2 separate regions of the Homo sapiens genome follow, and region 2 is linked to region 1. A link is an interaction called in ENCODE POLR2A ChIA-PET data of the cell type or tissue named here. Cell type or tissue: Panc1. All regions are shown on one strand.

Region 1 (2,500 bases):
CTAATGGCTTCAACAACTGCACAGACTCACTCACTTGTCTTTTAGTGGCTTTGTTCCACGAACTTCCAAGTCCATTGATCTAGTCCACCATAACTGATTTTAATCCAGCTAGTAAATGGGAAATTAGCATGCATTTAAATTCATTTCAATTAAATCAAGATAAACTCAAGAAAACCTATTTTAGTTTCTAAGGTCCACTAACCATCATCATTCAAGATTCATCCAAGTCCAAATTTAAAACCTCATTTAATTTTTTCCCTAAAAGACTATGATTCAAGTTTAAATGCCATAATTTATTTCAGCACTTGTGCTCTAACTACAAATTCTACAAATCAAAATTGTTCATATTTACTGGATTTATAAGGGTTCCATAACAGAACTGTTGAAAGTCTTTGAAAAATGTTTTTAAAGATTTCCTCTGAAGTTATTCAAAAATTCAACCTAAGCTTAAATTGCTGTTTTCTAAAGGGAAATAACTTCTAAACCAAAACTACTCCTAAATCAAATGTATTCATGCTGGTACTATTTCAAATTCATCAAGACACAAGAGGATAATAGATGTTCATATTTACATAGGAATGATTTCTTAGCTCAATAAGTAAACCCACATTTGGGAGAAACAACTGGTCTTTCAGCTAAGCCATGATTTCAACGTTATTCCTACTTACATAACAGATTAAGCATTTATTTCTCAATACTAAAGTCAAAAGAAACATTGGGCATTGAAGAGCTTTATGATATTCTAAAGGCCAGCTTCAGATCTGGAGCTAATGAAGACGGGTCAGGAATTACCCAGCAATTACTTTATTCACTCTATTCAGTGTTTACACCTAGAAGCCCCAATCAGCTGCAAATGATCCGACTTGACCAGGAAATCAGAAACTTTCTGAGCACAGGCAAAAAAAAGTTGCTCAGTTGCAAAGTCAGCTTGCGGCTGATGACCTGTAACTGTCCGTTTTTTTTTGAGACGGAGTCTCCCTCTGTTGCCCAGGCTGGAGTGCAGTGGCACAGTCTCAGCTCACTGCAAGCTCCGCCTCCAGGTTCACATCATTCTCCTGCCTCAGCCTCCAGAGTAGGTGGGACTACAGGTGCCAGCCACCACGCCTGACAAATTTTTTGTATTTTTAGTTGAGACGGGGTTACACCATGTTAGCCAGGATGGTCTCGATCTCCTGACTTCATGATCCGCCCACCTCAGCCTCCCAAAGTGTTGGGATTACAGGCGTGAGCCACTGCGCCCGGCCAGCCTGGCCAACTGTCCCTCTTTCAAACCACAAGCTCCTCAAGGATCCTCTGCAGATGCCTCTCTGCGAGTCAAGCCCAGGTTGGTGCCCAGCAACTTTCAGAGTGATGTTTCATTTCCTGCATGCTTTCTCTACATAGCACCAGTAAGCCTGGACTTCTAGCCCATGATAGAAGCGTGCCCCTAATTCCCGGCTATCTTTCTAACATGGACTCCCCATGCTACTCAAGACTTCTATCCACAATTTATGTCCTCAACAGACTCTGGCTTGTCTGAGGGTTCCAACATTTCCCTCTTATTCTGACTTAGATATATGTCTACTCTATTTCACATAACTTTCCCCAGTTCTAGGTTTTCACCCTAAATTTAGTGGCTCAAACCCTAATATCTGGCTTCAAAAAAACTCAGCAGAAGTTCAAAAGCATTTCTATTCCTCCAAGCTCATATGTTCTTTTTCCTACACTAGGCTGAGGTCCCAGATGCCAGTTCTCAGACACATTAGTGGCTCTAGATATGCACTTAAAGCAAACATAACCTTAAACGGTAAATAAAGAACCCGGAACTTGGAATTAACATATGCGTTTCTGATGCTAGCTCTGCCACTAAGATCACACCACTGTATGATCTTGGATGAGTCATTAACTCTCTAGGTCTGTTTTTTTCATCTCTAACATTAAGAGGTTTTATAATTTCAAAGTTCTCTTCCAGCTATGAAATTTTATTATTATATTCTGCAAAAGTATTTGTCAGATTAATTCCTAGACATATAAAGACATATAAAGGTTTAACACATTATCTATTGTTATTTACTCTGCCATTTCTCCTCTCCATTTGTGTGGACAACTGAAAGTCAATTACGTATGCTAAGGCAAAGACATTGGGGAAGACTCCCTATACTTTTACTCCACTGGCATATCTAGATGAACAACTTAGTGCCCTGCTGATTAAAGGACTCAAAGACTCATCCATATCCATTTCTCTCACAAGTTTAAAGAAGCAAAACCCAGTCGCTGCTACCTACTATGGGCCAGGGATCCAGTTAAGCACTTTACTGCCTTAATTCCAATCCTCACTATTTGAAAGGAAAAAATGATCACCATTTCACAGGATCAGAGTGGTTCTTTAGCTTACCCAGCATCACAGCTCTAACAAATGGTGGTGGAAGAATTCAAATGTAAGACCTTTGCTTAGGACAGGCACGCTAGTAAAGACCAGAAAAGGTATTAAGGCCGGGATTCGTGGCTCATGCCTGTAATC
Region 2 (2,500 bases), 290 kb before region 1:
GAACATGAAGAGTGAAAATTAAACACCTAGTTCGTCCGGTTTAAATGGTCACTAAGACTGTATAGGCAATTTCAAAATGGGCACTGTAACTAAAAGAAAGCAAACCTATTTAGAGCTGAACGAGACTCTTGCACTGGGTTTTGCTTGCTCTAAGTGACAAAGTAAGCTGATGCTCATAGCACATTGGACTACAGCAAGAGAAAGGGGGAGAAGCAGATGGAGCATCTCCTTCACTGTCATGAGCCCAGTGAGTAAAAGGAGTGAGGAAACCCTCTTTTGTCCACAGATTTACAAATACAAAAAAATAAATAATATTCTAAGACAGTACAAATGCAAATACTGTTCCCTTGTGTCAATTACATACAGCATGCCTACAAAGAGAGAATGGTAATTCTTCTTCATTCACAGACAGGACACATGGCAGTGCACTATTCAAAATGCTTTGATAATCTTAATTTTTGTTTCTGGTGCTGAGATATTATGAAAGGAACTGCATTTGCAACTTATTAAATACTTCCAGGAACAAATAGTTCACTTTGCTTGGGACTTGTAGTTTTGAGTAATTAATCATCCATGGAGCAGGAGCCAGTCAGGAGATACCCGTTGGTACCACTGGTCCCATTGGTGGTTGTCGCAGTGTGGGGATTCTTTCCCGGAGGTTCTGAGTCCTCCTCATCTGAGCTAGACTCAATATCACTTCGATCATCCTTGGACACCTGTGGAGTAGAAGCAGGTGAGTATAACCAGCACCTAAGAAATCATCAAGGTATGGCATGCTAGAAGCACATGCAGTCATACACAAGGGGAAACAGATCCCAATGTTAAAAAACTGAAGAGGATGAGAACATTGCCAGAGCAATAAGTTCCCCTTCATTGGAGAGATAAAATGTAGGCGACAAAGTCATTTATGAAGGAATGTAAGTATCATGGAGGGCTAGACTTCTTGACTTCTTTAAGGTATCTTTCCATATTGAGAACATACTAGACCATGAATCCCACTTGTAATCAAAAAGTAGCATACTGTGTCACTGGAATGGCGTCATAGGAATTTGGTACAAATGGATCAATTTACTCATTGATGATCACATTCTCCTTGAGAATAATTTAAAATCAGCTCTCAATTAACCATAGCAATGGAGATAGTCACTAACTCAGAACACTGAAAAAAAAAAATTCCTATTTGGCTTTTTCATGCATTGTTTTATGATTACATTTCTATTTTTTGTATGCTATAATTAATTAGGAATTTTGTTCTGTATGTCACACAACAAATGACAGCAGGAAGCATTTTTTTTTTCTTTTCTTTTTTTTTTTTTTTTTTGAGTCAGAGTCTTGCTCTGTTGCCCAGGCTGGAGTGCACTGGTGCGATCCAACTCACTGCAACCTCCGCCTCCTGGGTTCAGGCAATTCTCCTGCCTTAGCCTCCCGAGTAGCTAGGATTACAGGCATGAGCCACCATGCCCAGCTAATTTTTGTATTTTTAGTAGAGACAGGGTTTCACTATGTTGGCCAGGCTGGTCTGGAACTCCTGACCTCAGGTGATCCACCTGCCTTGACCTCCCGAAGTGTTGGGATTACAGGTGTGAGACACCGTGCCTGGCCAGGAGGCATCTTAAGAACCTGCTGGGCGGGGTGAAGCTTGAAATATTTCCTGAGGAAAATCCACTGACTAGATCATCAAGAACTGGCTCCCAGCCAGGCGAGGTGGCTCATGCCTATAATCCCAGCACTTTGGGAGCCTGAGGTGGGTGGATCACCTGAGGTCAGGAGTTCAAGGCCAGACTGACCAACATGGAGAAGCCCAGTCTCAACTTAAAAAAAAAAAAAAATTAGCCGGGTGTGGTGGCGCATGTCTGTAATCTCAGCTACTCTGGAGGCTGAGGCAGGAGAATTGCTTGAGCCCAGGAAGTGGAGGTTGCGGTGAGCCAAGATCGCGCCATTGCACTCCAGCCAGAGCAATGAGTGAAACTGTCTTAAAAAAAAAAACAAAACAAAACAAAACAAAAAAAACTGGCTCCCATCCTGCCAAGTCTCTTCAATCCTCCATTCAATCTCACTAAGTCACATGGAGGTCAAAATAAGGTGAGAAGATGTAAATCTATACATTACCATAAACGATGAGAAAAATCCTACTATTTAGCAAGGAAGTAGTTTTTGGGGGAAATTAAGAAAATACTGCTTTTAAGATAAAAATAGTTTGAACCTCCTATTCTGTAAGTCTAAATTATGGTAAGCATTTTTACCCAGAAGGCCTTAAGATTCTTGAGTAACTCATCACTGCTTACTTATATTTTTCAGTGGTGTGACAAAAGAGACCTGGTGGCCTCCCTTCATAGGAATTTTCCCAATCTGGTCCTCCTGTGATTCTCTAGGGGGTGGGCTGGGGAGGTGGCAAAGTCTCCTGGGAGGTATGGCAGAATTAACTGGCGCTTTCCCACATCACATCCTGTCTATGTTACCACTACACTCTAACATGAGAATCCTGGACTCCCTCCACCTC

Evidence for each region. ChIA-PET counts read pairs that join two places held together with the same protein. Peaks named below come from ENCODE experiments on the same cell type or tissue, not always from the same donor. Only the 100,000 strongest peaks of a DNase experiment are listed, where the experiment ranks them.
Region 2: POLR2A ChIA-PET joins it to region 1 with 12 read pairs; 2 of 35 experiments call an interaction of 5 or more read pairs at or near these places.

What each region holds. Positions count from the first base shown.
Region 1 is chr2:168,479,878-168,482,377 of GRCh38, reverse strand. The region is part of intron 1 of CERS6 (ceramide synthase 6); the gene reads right to left. LOC102724081 (a long non-coding RNA gene) reads left to right here and starts at 257. Exons shown (of 4, transcript XR_002959433.2): 1 at 257-2,500. In Panc1, no CTCF peak of the experiment used is centred here; no DNase peak of the experiment used is centred here.
Region 2 is chr2:168,767,726-168,770,225 of GRCh38, reverse strand. CERS6 (ceramide synthase 6) reads right to left here. Exons shown (of 10, transcript NM_203463.3): 10 at 1-716. The coding sequence ends at 564. Among named protein-coding and RNA genes, the nearest start is that of CERS6-AS1, 17 kb to the left of the region's middle. In Panc1, no CTCF peak of the experiment used is centred here; no DNase peak of the experiment used is centred here.